Regions from separate parts of the Mus musculus genome. Here all the other regions are linked to region 3. Evidence: chromatin loops called from intact Hi-C (ENCODE). Cell type or tissue: heart. All regions are shown on one strand.

Region 1 (5,000 bases), 170 kb after region 3:
CCAGCTCAAAAGATTTGGATTAAAGGTCTATTTTATTGCCTCAAAAGACCAAGATAAAACACAGGTTGGAAGTGTTAGGAACATTTAAAATGATTTAATCTAGAAAAGATCCCTCACAGGTGTACCCAGCCACGTGGGTTTTAGTTCATTCCAGGTGTAATCAAGTTGACAACCAAGAGTAGCCATCACATCAGGTCATCAGGAGGGTGGGAAATGATGTAATGACAAAGAGCCTAATGTCGGGATTGAAGCTAGGCAGCATCTGATTCTCTTATGAGTAACAGGGGCTGCTGCACAGGCTTAGCAGTCTGTAAATATGTCCCGAGCTTTGGGGGTAATGATGGTTTCGGTGCCTTCCAGGAAAGCTGAAAGAATGGAGCCTCATTTTATATGGCACCGCAGAGCACCCATATCGCACCTTCAGCTCCCATCAGTCTCGCTCACGGATGCTGGAGCTCTCCGTCCCGGAGCAGGAGCCTCCCAAGGCTGCTGGACAACCACCCCAGGCAGAGACTCCAGAAGACGAGGAAGAGTACACAGGTAATAAGCCTGAATGGGAGGAGATGGGTAGCCTGCCAACTTCACTTTCCACTGTAGTTCTTAAAGATGGGGCCCTTCTAGGCAAAAGGTGGGGTTTTGTTTGTAAGTCTTACCTTGCCTGGAAGTTGTAATAATAACAGTAATTTGCACTCACACAGCTCCTTCCATCCAAGGCTCTCCTAATACTTTACAGACCAGTAAGTATACTTCAAACCAGTAAGTACTCTCTGACCTTTCAGGCTGGGCCACTGGGCTCCTTGAATATGCCCAACCAGAGCTGGGGCTTGCCCTGGGTTAATTAGCTTAGCTCCTGGGTGGCCCTCTTTTCTTCAAAGTCCCTCATCACAAGACTCAATATCTGGACTCTCTCAAGTCCATCCATTTTGAGCAACCGGAAATGAGAAGGAAGCTTGGGTTCCGTGAGCTTGTTTTCAAAAAGGAGCTGGTTGCACAGGCTTCTACAGCTATCCCACTGGCATGGTGGCTTCATTCTCTAGACCAATGGCTCATTTGCAAGGTAGCGAGGAGCCATGGGAACCCAAACATGTCTCTAGACAGCTCCAGTCTCTGGGCAGAGCCCAGATGTTACTTGAGCTTGAAGCTCATTTTCCTCTGGGTCATCTCACAGCAATTATATGGCTCTGGTTGTTTCTGGTTGGGCATATTTTCCATAGCTGAATGTCCTAGCTACTTGACAAATGATGGGTGATATCTCAAAATATGGATAACTAGATGGAAACTTCCACCAATACAAATCAAGCGTAAACCCTGGTCGATTCCATTTTAAATTTTTTCTGCCATTCCTTTAAAACGAAACATTGAATTATGTATGGGCTAATCTGCTGTTTTCTCTTGTGATTTATAAGCCATGGCAAGATTCAGTAATTATTAATAAAGAGCTGATTTTTTCCCCCTCAAACCTGCTACTGACTCCAGCCATGCACACTGGGATCTCAACCTATGCTGTTCTATTCTCAGAGTACCTGGTCCCTACCCAGCATGGCCTGGATAAAGGAAGAGGTTTCCATGGGAATAAGATGTGTTTCTGGCTCTTGGGAAAGCTCTCTGAAGTCTAGGGGGAAATTGAAAGGGAGACCCAGTTACAGAGGCAGGCCAGAGTGACAGAGGGTGCCATGGTATGAGTGGCCAAGCAGGAGGAATGAGGAACAGCAAGCCTCTTTAGAGTCCCAAGAAAGGCCAAGGGGCACAGGCTGTGGCTTTCAAAACATGGAAAGCTAGTCATTGATAAACTACATTTGTGGTGATGCCACGGCCCTCATTGGCTTCACCTGGACCTTATGGACCATAGAGTAGCGGCCATATTAAGAAAGATAGAGACAGTCCAATGGAGCAGTGGTCCCAGGAACCAGCAGGAGGAGACAAGAGACAGATAGGAGAGGAGGAGGATCAACACTCCCTAGGACAAGAAATAGAGGAGGTGAAAGAGGACAGGGGAGGGAATGTTTGTAAATGACAAGGCCCCCAAAAAACAGCTAACAAGATTGCCCATCACAGGAGAATGGGGCTTCCATAGAGGGTGCTCAGCACAGAGGGTCTATTTTCTATAGCTATAACAAAATCCCCAAAGCTGAGTGCTTATACAGAAGAAAAGGTTTATTTAACTCACAATTTGGGGGACTAGAAACGCAGCCTACCTGTCCATCTCTGAGGAAATACTTTTGGCTGCTTCACAAGAGGAAAACTATGGATGATGTATAAGGGCCAAGTGGGTGGCAAGGCCATTTGTTAGAACAACCTGCCCTTGCTGGAACTGTAAGTGCCATGAGTTAGCATTAACCCCTTCCAAGGGTGACATCCAAAGTGTTTTAACTACCTTCCACTATGTGCCCCCAGGGTTTTCATCACTGGGACAAACACCTAAGAGAAATAGTTAAAAAGAGGAACAATTTATTTTGGCTCATGGACTCAGAGGCTCCAATCCATGTTTGCTTAGCCCCATAGCTCTGAGTAATGGGGTTAAACATCATGATGGAGATATTTTACCTCCCCAAATCTGCCAACATTTTGAATCAGTCAGTGGCTGAACCTTGACTAGGTCAGAGGCATCACTGGTCCAGTCCTATCTGGAAGCATCCTTACAGATACACACAGAAGTATAGGAAGTTATCTCCTAAGCATCCCGCAAGCCTGTCATTGGACAGTCAAAGCTAGTCATCACAGTAGGGGATTCCATAACCTCAGCACCGTCCCGCTGAGGACCAGGTTCCGACTCATTAACAGTCAAGGCCAACTCCAAACTAGACCAGGACCCTGGCCAGAGCCAGGCAGCGGGACTCTAGTCTCTAGGTAAGGTAAGTGATAGACTAAGATTACACTGGAGTCTGAGATAAAGGGAAATATGAGCAATGACATCAGCAAGTAGCGTGGAGGGCCAGAGAACAAGAGGACTGGGAACCGGAAGGCCTGCCAGAAGTGAGGATAGCAGCCTCAGCAGGCAAGGTGAAGCACAGGGAAGATATGAGGAGGATACTAGGAATGAACAGCTTGCAGTGAGGCCAGCTTACAGTGACAGAGCCATCTGGTGGTGACAGTGGAGGCAGACCCCACAGCCACCACCAGACACATCAGGATACTTGATTGAAGAGCAGACCTTTGGCTGGCTCCACCTGAGAGACCAGGTCCAGCAGATCTGGGGTGCTCTGAAGTCTACACTCATAGCAGGTAAATAAGACACTCCAGGTAGGGTGTACCTAGGCACCTAGTAGACCTGAGCCCAGAAAGGATGAAGGCAGGATATAGGGTGGAGTTCTTACAAGCATGTGAGGGGGAATGAAGGGGAGCCTGGGTTGGGGAAAGAAACCGTCATTGAGCAAGGAAAATGAATGAGCCTCATGGTACATGCATATAACCTCGGAACCTGGGGTGGGGAGTCGTCTGAGGTAAGCTTAAGGCTTACCAGGGCTGCAGAGTGAATTCAAAACCAGCCTGATCAACTTGTAGAATTTCTGTCTCAAAAAAACATATGTGTGGGCAATATTGCTCAGCGGTAAAGCGTTTGTGCAGCCCTAGCTAGAGTCAATCCTAGCCTTGGAAAGAAAGGAGAAACAGAGAGAGAGAGAGAGAGAGAGAGAGAGAGAGAGAGAGAGAGAGAGAAGAAGAAGAAGAAGAAGAAGAAGAAGAAGAAGAAGAAGAAGAAGAAGAAGAAGAAGAAGAAGAAGAAGAAGAAGAAGAAAGAAGGAGGAGGAGGAAGAGGAGGAGAAGAGGAGAGGAGAAGAGAGGAGAGGAGAGGAGAGGAGAGGAGAGGAGAGGAGAGGAGAGGAGAGGAGAGGAGAGGAGAGGAGATGGAGATGGGGATGGGGATGGGGGAGCAGAGAGGATGGTTTCTTTTTTTCAACCCTGGTCTTGCCCCACAAAGGACAGGAAATTGGCTTTTCAAATTAGCCTGTGTTGGTTAACCCCATGGGGTTGTGATCTGCTGTTAGTCAAGCTGTTCAGAACACTCCTTTTGCTGGGTCCTTTGCTCCGTGAGCCGCACAGCACACTGACTCCGGAAGCCAGGGCTCGGAGTCACTTTCAGCTAATTGAGGAGAGATGCAAAGCAGACATAATTACAGATTGTGACAAAAACAGATGCTCACAGAGAGAATGAGTTACAGCTGGACACCAGCATTCTGGGGAGGAGAGGGGTGGCTGGGGTAAGATAGCTGGCTGGCTAGCCAGGTGGATCTGATTCAGCGTGTTTCATGGGTGAGATGAAGTTTGATATTTGGCTTTTAAAACCACCCAGAAAGCCACATGCTGGCTGATTGGTTGGTTTATGAATCTGATAGCTACTCTTGGCTGGACAACGTCATATCCCAGCCTCTCCAGCTGAGGGCTGGCTGCTGCCCATGGCCTTGATGCTCTCTATCTGAATTCTGCTGCCCTGGCTGTCATGTGGACTCAACCATCTCTTCCAGAGATGCCTGATGAAAGTGGGAAGGCCTGAGAGGCAGGGGCAGGCAGAGGTGACAAGTGACATCAGCAGCCTGTTGACCAGTGCTAGGGAAGGCCCAGTCCAGGCCCTGCTGAAGGCCATCTCTGTTTAGGGACTTGCTAGGACATTTGCTGACAGGTGGTGAAGACATCTGCCCCTGCTCCACCCTCCCTCTGTCTGAACTGCCACATTTCAGCCACCGGCAGACACTCACCTCACATTCGCTCCACACAGATACATCCTAGGTACTTGCATTGAACAAGCTAGACTCCATTCTGTTTGACCCCATTCTGTCTGTCTGAGGAAATGGGGCTCATGTTCCTGTCCCCCCCAATGTGCTTAATCTTTCTAAGGTAGAGGTAAGTGTTACTGAACTTAGGGGGCATCATCTGTACTCTAAAAAGCTGAGTTTGACCACCCATCCTTAAGAAGCCAATTAAAACAATCAAATGAGTATTAAAAATCAGGAAAAGAAGATTTATCCACTGTGGCTGCATTAGAAAACGGGGCATGGACATCCTCT
Region 2 (5,000 bases), 190 kb after region 3:
CAGAATTACATTGTCTTAAAATGTCCTTTTCTAACATTATTCAAAAACACTTCAATTTTATCCTCTGGTAGATTTTTTTTTTCCAACAAGCAGTCACATTCGTTGCCCAAATATCACAAGAATAGTCTCTAATATTATTTCCTTCTGAAACCTCTTGAGCTAAGCCTCCATAGTCTACATTGCTCTCAGCATGATCATCTTCAATACTACTGTGATGGCTCATTAAGTCCCACTTAGCGTTCAACCATTTTTCTAGTCCAAAGTCCAAAGTCTTCCACATTCCTTCAAATAAAAGCATAGTCAGGCCTGTCATAGTAATACCCCACTCCTGGTACCAACTTCTGCCTTAGTTACTGTTCCATTGATTTGAAGAGACATCACGACCAAGGCAGCTTATAGTATAGAGTGGTTGGTTAACTGGGATCTTGCTTACGGTTTCGGTTTCAGAGGGTTAGTCTATTATCATCACAGTGGGAAGCATGCAATCATGGTACTTGAGCAGCAGTTAAGAGCTTATGTCTTGATTTATATAGACAGCGAGAGCAAGAGCGAGAGAGAGAGAGAGAGAGAGAGAGAGAGAGAGAGAGAGAGTCGGGGGAGGGGGAGACAGAGAGACAGAGACAGACAGAGAGAGAAAGAGACAGAGACAGAAAGCATGGGCTTTTGAAACCTCAAAGCCCACACCCGTGACATGCCTCCTCCAGCCAAGCCATGTCTCCTAATCCTCCCCAAAAAGTTCTATTAACTGGGGACCAAGCATTCAAACATCTGAGCCTATAGAGGCCATTCTCATTTAAACCACCACATAGAATATCCACACTAAGAGTAACTAGACATTTCTTACCATTCCTATGGAGCCTATTATTATAGGATTCCTGTTCCTATAAGAACCAAAGTGGCAACAGCCAAGAATGTCTTATTACCTAAAAGAAAAGTTCTCAACTAGGTTCATTTGCTTTTTCAGGGGATCCTCAACAATGTCTGCAAATGTTTTTGACAGCTGGAGGGTGTCATTCCCATCTATGGAGTAGAAGACAGGGATGCTACTACACTCCCTACAGTGTGCACAAAGGCTTGACAGCCAAGAAGTATGCAGTCTAAAATGTCAGTGTGCTCAGACTGAGAAAACTTAGCAACCGTAAATGAAATTAAAAAGAAAAATGTTTGAAACATCATAAGGCTATTAGAACCTACTTATGGTTTGATGTCACTCATTTGTTTGCTAGAGCAACCCACCCTACTCCTGGTAACAATTTCTGTTTTAGTTAGGGTGACTAATGGTCATGAAACACCATGGCCAAGCAACTTGAGGAGCAACAGGTTTATTTTGTCTACACTTCCTCATCACTCTTGATCACCCAAGGAAGCCAGGGCAAGAACTCAATCAGGGTACGACTCTGCAGCAGGATCTGACTCAGAGGCCCTGGAGAATTGCTATTTACTGGCTTTCTCTTTGCTTGTTCAACTGGAATTTTTAGAGAATACAGGACCACCAGTCCAGAGGTGCCCCCGCCCACAATAGATTGTGTCCTCCTGCATCAATCATTAATTGAGAAAATGACCAACAGGCTTAGCTACAGCCAGATCTTATGGAAGAATTTCCTCAATTGAGGTTCCCTCCTCTCAGATGACTCTAGCTGTGTCAAAGTTAGCAGGCACAACTGATTCCTTATCAACTTGACACATAAACATATCAATAGCTTAGTAAGCATAACACTTCCTTTCTTGTTATCTCCAAGATATTACAATATAAAACATATCGAAAACTCTAAAAGTCCCAAAGTCTTTATAAATTCAAACACTTTAAAAATTCAGTCGCGGGGCTGGAGAGCTGGCTCAGTGGTTAAGAGCACTGACTGCCTTTCCAAAGGTCCTGTGTTCAATTCCCAGCAACCACATGGTGGCTCACAACCATCTGTAATGGGATCTGATGCCTTCTTTTGCTGTGTCTGAAGACAGGTACAGTGTACTAATATACATTAAATAAATAAATAAATAATCCTTTAAAAAATGTCTAGTCTCTTTAAAAATTCAAGTCTCTTGTAAAAGATCAATACTCTCAACTGTGAGCTCCTATAAAATAAAAAATAAATACTTTCTTATTTGAAAAGAAAGAACCAGAGCACAGTCACAAGCAAGGCAAAGCCAGGCCAAGTTCTAACCCTGTAAATAACTCTGTGTCCAGTGTCCTACTCTTCTGAGATACCCAAAGGGCTTGCCACAGTTCCCCCCCCCCCTTTTTTTTTTTTTTGTTTTTGTTTTTTTTGTTTTTTTTGAGACAGGGTTTCTCTCTGTAGCTCCAGCTGTCCTGGAACTCACTTTGTAGACCAGGCTGGCCTCGAACTCAGAAATTCACCTGCCTCTGCCTCCCAAGTGCTGGGATTAAAGGCGTGTGCCACCATGCCTGGCTCCCCTTTTTATAGTAGAAAAATATTCCTACATCTTTCTTTTAAATTTACTTTTTGAGAATTTTATATGGTATATTTTTATATTCTTTCCTGTTCCTCACCTCCTCTCAGATCCCTCTGCCTCCCCCCACCTCCTCATATCTACCTACCCAACTTAAAGGTATTTCTAGCGCTTAAAAAAACCAGCAAGATTTTGCTGAAAGGACCCTGATATAGCAGTCTCGTGTGAGGCTAGGCCAGTGCCTGGCAAGCACAGAAGTGGATGCTCACAGTCAGCTATTGGACAGAACACAGGACCCCCAATGGAGGAGCTAGAGAAAGTACCCAAGGAGCTGAAGGGGTCTGCAACCCTATAGGTGGAACAACATTATGAACTAAACAGTACCTGCAGAGCTCGTGTCTCTAGCTGCATATGTAGTAGAAGATAGCCTAGTTGGCCATCATTGGGAAAAGAGGCCCCTTGGTCTAGCAAACTTTATATGCCCCAGTACAGGGGAACACCAGGGCCAGGAAGTGGGAGTGGGTGGGTAGAGGAGCAGGGTGGGGGAAGGGTATAGGGGACTTTCGGGATAGCATTTGAAATGTAAATGAAGAAAATACCTAATAAAAAATTGGAAAAAGAAAACAAAAAACAAAAACAGCTCTCTAGTCCAAGGACTCCACCTAGTGGTTCATTCTGGAAGTAAGGAAAGTTGGAATCATGTTGATAGTTTGGGATATTTGTGTGGGGGAGGAGGGGATTCGTTAGTTTTGTTTTGTGTAATTTTTAAACAATCACAAGACAAAATTATAGAAAAGTTATATGACATAAAAATATTTTCCTGAACAATGTGAGAGTAATTTTCTGAAATAATGTCCACTATAATAGTGTCTCAAACACTTTAGAAGGCATTTCTTTTTTTTTCTATTAATTATTTATTCACTTTATATCCTGATCACAGTCCCCCCTTCATAAAGCCCCTCCTCCCATTCCCCCTTCCTCTCTGAGAAGGGGAGCCCCCATCCTCACCCCCCCCCCCCAGGTATCAACAGCCCCGCCTAGCACATCAAGTCACCACAGGACTAGGCACGTCCTCTCCCACTAAGGCCAGACCAGTTAGGGGAACAGGAACCACCAGCAGCAACAGAGTCAAGGACAACCCCTGCTCAGTTGTTGGAAGAGCCACACGAAGACCAAGCTGCACACCTGCTACATAATGTACGGAAGGCCTAGGTCCAGGCCATGTCTGCTCTTTGTTCAGTCTTTGGGAGACCCAAGGGTCCAGGTTAGTTGACTCTATTGGACTTCTATGGAATCTCTATCTCTAGATCCCTCAGTCCTTCCAGAAGACTCCTTGAGCTCTGTCTAATGTTTAGTCAGCTTCTGAGTGGAGCCTCTCAGAGGACAGTTATGCTAGGCTCCTGACTGCAAGTATTGTTGATAGTGTCCTGGATTGGTTCTGGCCCAGGGGATGAGTCTCAAGTTGGGTCAGTTATTGGTTGGCTATTCCCTCAGTCTCTACTCCATCTTGGTCCCTGAATTTCTTGTAGGCAGGACAAATTTTGGGTGGAAGATTTTGTGGGTGGCTTGGTGTCCTTATCCCTCCACTGGAAGGACACAGGAGGCAGCCACTTCAGGTTCCATATCCCTCACCACTAACTAGGATTCTCAGCTAGAGTCACTCTCATAGACTCCCTAGAGCCTCCCCTGTCCCACATCTCTGGCACATCCTAGAAATGCCCTACCCCACCCCACTCAACCCTGATTTTCCTTCACTCTCCCAGCCCTCTCCCTGGCTCTCCCTACACCTGATTCCCATACCCACCTACCCACCCCCATCCCCCTCCTTATCTCCAAAGAATGTTTTTAGATATAAGATGTAGCTAAGATTTATATTTAAAAACTATAAAGAACAAGAATAACCAAAGATATGAGAAAAAGTGAAGCTTGAGTGTTCTTTTATAAAGCATGTATTATTATTAAGACAGTATGATATTATGCCAGTAAACCCATAGAACAGAATGTCTAGTCCAAAAGCTGAGCTTCATGAGTTTGGACACTTGATTTTGACAAGAGTGGCTTTGAAGAGCTAAATAGAAAGAATGGTCTTCGAATATGGTGGTAACTTAATTTTCAGATGGTGCCTCAGTTAGGGTTTTATTGCTGCGACCACAGCAATTCTTATAAAGGACAACATTTAATTGGGGCTGGCTTATAGTTCCACGGGATTAGTTCATTATCACCATGGCAGAAACATGGCAGCATGCAGGCAACATGGTGCTGGAGAAGGAGCTGAGAGTTCTACATCTTGATTTACAGGCAACAGGAGAGTGTGCCATAGTGGGCATAGCTTGAGCACAGGAGATCATAAAGCCTGGCCCTACAGTGACACATGTCCTCCAACAAGGCTACAAGGAAGTGCCAGGGGCAGGCTTGTTAGAGAGAATAACCTGGAAACTGGTCTTGTTTGGGAGTAACCTAGGAGTAATGCTAGATGCTGACTTGTTAGTTAACTCGAGTTCAACCTTAGGTCAGGCTCTCTAAGATGGAGTCTAAACCCAGGATCTGGTCTCTCGATATCAGTGTTGGGTGAGTGGTGTGGTGGTTTGAAG
Region 3 (5,000 bases):
ACAGCAGAGCCTCAATCATGAGCTGTCTTCCTGGTTCCAAAGGATGAGAATGCAAACTGAGCTTTGATACAGATGGTTCACTTCCTTGCCCTGAGCCTCCTCACACAGGGAAGCACAGCAATGCCAACCTCCATGCCCTGCGCCCTCCACAGGGACAACAGTGTCACTGCCACTTACAGCAGAGGAAACCGAAGCAACTTGTCTGAGATCACACACAAATGGATGCTCCAACCTGTGGGCCAAGTGCTCAGTCTTCTCTAGTCCCCTGAAGGCTCTGCCCGTGCGACACAGAGCTAGCATTCTGTCCTGTAGAGCCTACATACTCACAAAGGTACAACTCTGCAGTCAAGTTTCTATCACTTAAATGAAGATAATTGTGAGTCCCAAGAGCCTGTGCAGTAGACACCCACATGCATGTAGAACATAATTCAATATATATGATATATAAATCATCACCGAGTTCAAGTTTTTATAATTTCTTTTACAGAGGTGAAAAATTTTTCAAGAAATACATATTTAGAGTACATAACATTAAGGGTATGCTATTGTCATGATAGGAGATATGACAATGGACAGGCACATGTCCTGTTTTTGAGGACCACATGAGACAAGCACATGAATAACTGCAACAGAAGCCTTGAATTAGGGGCACACTGTAGCCCAACTAGGCAGCCCTGCTCTTGCTGTACAGGGACCAGGGGTAGGCATAAGAATACAATTCCATTAACACATCTTAACACTCCTTAACATCTTTTCTTCTGTTTGGGAAGATGTCATTAAAATCATCTCTGGATGATATTTTCTAACTTCTGAGACAAGGCCACCTCCAATCACCTTTCCAGTCCCTGTCCTGTCCCTGCCCAGCCTGGCCGACGTCAATCTAGAGAAGAAGCACCCCCCCACACGCCCCGCCCCACCCCCCACCCCCCATACACACACTCACTCCCAGCCTGGGAGCTGTGTGCACCTCAGGGCCATCTGGACATCTGGAGAGTGGGGATGAGTGAGTAATGAAATCCCCTCTCTGCAGGAAGACGAGGCAAGTTTTATTACAGATCCTATCTCAACTCAGAGGGCTGGGACTTTTGTGATTGAGTTAATCCTGTCACCGTGTAAATCAATTGGAAACTCACAGGCAGCAATTTGATTTAGGATGTTCATTTTGGCAAGCTGGTCTTCCTACAGCCGTTCTGTGGCCCAGGTACGTCTACAACAAGCAGGAGGTTTAGTCCCAGTGGATCAGCCTTGTTAACAAAATATACCCTGACCCCCTCCAAATACAAAATTCAGATGTGTTTTAGCCTCCTCTAAATAGTTCAGTAGACTGATTCCCTTCATCTACCAAATTATTACAGAAAACCCACATATCGGCCTGTCTGGATAACTGCTGTAACAGGGGTACCCTCTTGGGAATACGAAGTGCTCCACATCATCTAGAGTATGTGCACCGCAGGGTCTTCACGCAGGTCATGCTCTTGAAGCATAGCACAGGATCTGGGATGAGTCAAAGACAGGTTGGCCCACGAAGGCCAGAAAGGGGACTCAGATTGTCCATGTGGACTGCTGGAAAGGAACAGAACAGACTGAATCCCCTGCCTCCACTCTCCTCTGTCCATCAGCTTCTCTGCTTGACTGAACAGAGGCAGGCTGAAGGGTCTGGATGCTGTCTTTGCCCAACATAAGTGTAGTGTTCTCTAGGGCTGGCCACTTTGTATGATGACCTTAGATCTTTCTGTCAGGCAGGGGGAACCAGGCCTTGTCCCAGGGCGTCAACTTCTGCAACAAAGAGGGGATCTTGAGTTACTGCCCAGAGAGCTGACTCCCCTTGGCCAGGGACAACAGAGGCACACAAAAGGTATTTGTGGTAGGAGCTCTGTTGGCATGAATTTGGCATGTCCTGGTTGGGCCCCCCACCAACTGTCCTCTCCTTCTACCTTCATTAAGGTGACTCATGCTTATAGAAAGGATGGATCATCTGAGGTAAAAAAAAAAAAAAACCCAAGGACTCCTGAGAGGGATGTTGGAAAAGACTTCAGTTGGCCCTCTGTCTCTCTCTCTGTCTCTCTCTCTCTGTCTCTCTGTCTCTCTGTCTCTCTCTCTCTCTCCTGTATCCCCTAGCATGTCTGTCTGTCTGATCTGCCTGGCTATAGACTCAGGCAAGTGAATTCCATACAGTACCAGTCTGGGAGCCAGGTGCTCTTGGAACCTGAGCGTTGGTGAGGTAGCTTCTTTTGTGACTCAAGGCCTTCTCTGCCTTGTTTTGCTGTCTTCGGTTTCCTGGTCCCCCTCTTGTATTAATCAGGCTGAAGGTTTGCTTTCTGTATGAGGCCAGTTGGGACCAATGGGCCGTCCGAGGCTTGCAGCCATCCCAGCCTCTCATTGCATCTTCACAGTATGAACGAGTCCCCGGTTTCTCCAGGCTGTTCCTGGAGGGAGGGGTGAGGATGAGTCAACTTACATTCACACTGACTGGTCCTAGCTCAGTGGGTACTTTTAAGAGTGTACACCATCTACTGAATACCAAGCACGTGGCAGGCCCTGGGCTCATCAAAACAAACATTACTGTCAGCTGATTGCAAAGGAAGAGCTGACATCCTCAAAACAGCCCGATGGATGGATAGATGCTATTGTTATCCGCATCTTACAAGCCCAGCAAGAACAGAAAGGGGCCCAACATCATACAGATGCTAAGTGGTCAGCTAAGGAGTTCACCTGTACAACCTTCCTAGCAAAGCCTCAGCCCTGTATGGACGCTGTGTCCTCAATACTCTCATAGACTCCAGCTAAGTTTGCCACATGCCCTTTGCCCATGCAATGTGGTCTTGAGGTTGGGCCAGATCCTGGGACACCCCAGTGTTTTCCTGGCATCGTTTTCCCCTGAAGATCCTGCACATTTGCATGTTCACTGCCACAGCTAAGTTGAGCAAGGCTGCCTAGCCTTGGGGACCCCAGCAGGTGAGTTCAGCCTCCAGGGGCGCAACCGGTAGGAAGGTGCCGCTCTAAGTCAACTCCTCCGGGATATGGGGAACTCACGTGGGATGCCCAGAGCCCTCCCGGCTTCTAGCAGAACGCGCGGAGCCCAGGCTGCCACTCCGGGCAGCGCCGTGTTCCGAGAGACCCGAAGTCTCGAGCCTCCCCTGCGCCGGCCCCCGGCTGCTGGCGGGCCGGGAGACTGCCGCACGAGCGCGGGCCCAGGGGCGCCACCGGGCCGCGCGGGCGGGAACGCGCCGCGGCGGCCTCCTCCTCCCCGGCTCCCGCCCGCGGCGGCGGCGCTTCCCCGGCGCGGAGCGGCTTTAAAAGGCGGCTCCCCACCCCCCGGCGCACTCGCCGCTCGGGCGCCGCGCGAGCCTGCCGCTGCCATGCCTCCGCGCGCGCCGCCAGCGCCCGGGCCCCGGCCGCCGCCCCGGGCCGCCGATGTCGCGCGGGGCGCAGGGGCCGCCGGCCGGCACGGACTCCCGCCGCTCGCGCTGCGCCCCTGGCGTTGGCTGCTTCTGCTCGCGCTGCCCGCCGCCTGCTCCGCGCTGCCGCCGCCGCGCCCCGTCTACACCAACCACTGGGCAGTGCAAGTGCTGGGCGGCCCCGGCGCGGCGGACCGCGTGGCTGCGGCGCACGGCTACCTCAACTTGGGCCAGGTGAGTACGGCCGGCCCCGCGCGCCCCAAACTTTCCCGGCCGCCGGCGGCCACGCGCGAGGGGGCGCCTTGCCAAGCCCGCGGCCAGCGGCGCCGCGTGGGAAGGCGACCCGTATCGCTGGGGACGGCGGGGGCTTCTTGCGGGGACTCTCTGGGAGAGCCGTGGGACACTCGGCGGGAAGGACGTGGTAGGCTGCGTGGACGGTCACGCGGGAGGGCCCGAGGCCGTGGGTCCCCAGGCGATGTCGCCGAGCATTCGCACTCGGAAGTGTGTGGCCTCGGAAGCCCAGGTCGGGCGCCTACACCTGCCCAGCCGCGTTCGAGTGGGCGCCTAAGGGGTCGCTGCGCTCTGCCCACCCGCGCCATCATCATCGTGTACCTATTTCCCTGTGGCCTTCGAGCCTTAGCTCCGTCTCGGGCCACTCTGCCCTCGACGGGTCGCCCGGAGCTCTGGGCTCCCGTTCGTGCGCCAAGGCAGTCAGGCGCTGGTTGGGCGATGTGAGCATGACCCGGGCAACTCAGGGACTGGCTTTCCCTCTGTGTGGTGCGCTGGTGCCTGTGTCCAGAAGTCAGGTTTGGGTCAGGGTGCAAGCAGGACCCAGAAGCTGCAGGTTGGTTGTAGGCTGAACTCTGCACTTGAAACCTCTCTAGGCAAAGACATGGATTGCTTTGCTTTGGGCTCTGGATGCAGCTGGAAAGGCAGCTGTCTGCCCACTAGCTGCATGACCTTGGACATGTCATTTCTTGACTTGCTCATCCGTAAGGGTGGCGACTTTGTACTGCCTGAGGTTGTTGAGATGAGCCGGGAGTGTTCAGAAGCAAGGCACTACTCATGGGATGCCCATTCTCTCACCCCTGGTGGTATAAGCTGGCTGTCATTTATACCAAGAGAAGCCGAGATAGGGCACTAGGTCCGCGCAGCTCCCAAGGACTGCCAATGCAGGGTGCCTTTCCATATTGCAGCCCCGCAGAGGGGCAATGGGGGCAGGTTGATTCCGGTTTATGGTCCGTGGAGGGACCTCAGCAGGTTCAAAATGTGCAGTCCCACCAGGAGAGCTCTCAGCACCTTAACAGATCCATAAACTACACACTCTGGAGAATCAAGTGAAATGAAGGGAGGGTGGCCTTGTAACTCAAACTGCAGTAGCAGACAGTGTTAAATAGCAGACAGATTTAGTTTCATCATTATCTGTGACAGAAGCCAGTAAACGTGTGCTTCTGCACTTGACGTGAATCGGAAGGCCTCCTGGAAGGGGAAATTCTGCTCTGTGAAGTTCCAGGTCAGAGTTTCTCCAAAAGGAAAGAATCCGCTTTTGTGTCTTCAAACATCCAAAGAGCTAAGATTTTGCCTTTTGGTGGCCCTGGCTTC

The links. Hi-C counts contacts between places; a loop is a spot of excess contacts. Peaks named below come from ENCODE experiments on the same cell type or tissue, not always from the same donor. Only the 100,000 strongest peaks of a DNase experiment are listed, where the experiment ranks them.
Region 1: a loop joins it to region 3, with 2.4 times the contacts of the local background. A loop is called at or near these places in 2 of 42 quality-filtered maps.
Region 2: it touches region 3 in a loop (2.9-fold over the local background); 4 of 42 quality-filtered maps call a loop at or near these places.

What each region holds. Positions count from the first base shown.
Region 1 is chr7:66,024,868-66,029,867 of GRCm38, forward strand. Pcsk6 (proprotein convertase subtilisin/kexin type 6) reads left to right here. Exons shown (of 22, transcript NM_011048.1): 14 at 361-540; 15 at 699-737. Among named protein-coding and RNA genes, the nearest start is that of Snrpa1, 33 kb to the right of the region's middle. In heart, a CTCF peak has its summit at 3,082 (motif pointing left); a DNase peak (open chromatin) is centred at 4,399; H3K27me3 peaks cover 490 bases.
Region 2 is chr7:66,052,476-66,057,475 of GRCm38, forward strand. No RefSeq gene overlaps it. Among named protein-coding and RNA genes, the nearest start is that of Snrpa1, 5.4 kb to the right of the region's middle. In heart, a CTCF peak has its summit at 3,089 (motif pointing left); no DNase peak of the experiment used is centred here; H3K27me3 peaks cover 822 bases.
Region 3 is chr7:65,858,812-65,863,811 of GRCm38, forward strand. Pcsk6 (proprotein convertase subtilisin/kexin type 6) reads left to right here and starts at 3,325. Exons shown (of 22, transcript NM_011048.1): 1 at 3,325-3,632. The coding sequence starts at 3,360. It overlaps Gm20684 (predicted gene 20684), which reads right to left and starts at 3,231. Exons shown (of 3, transcript NR_169041.1): 1 at 3,034-3,231; 2 at 2,179-2,426; 3 at 456-1,563. In heart, CTCF peaks have their summits at 2,966 and 3,562; DNase peaks (open chromatin) are centred at 2,370 and 3,350; H3K4me3 peaks cover 2,298 bases; H3K27ac peaks cover 1,341 bases; H3K27me3 peaks cover 4,300 bases.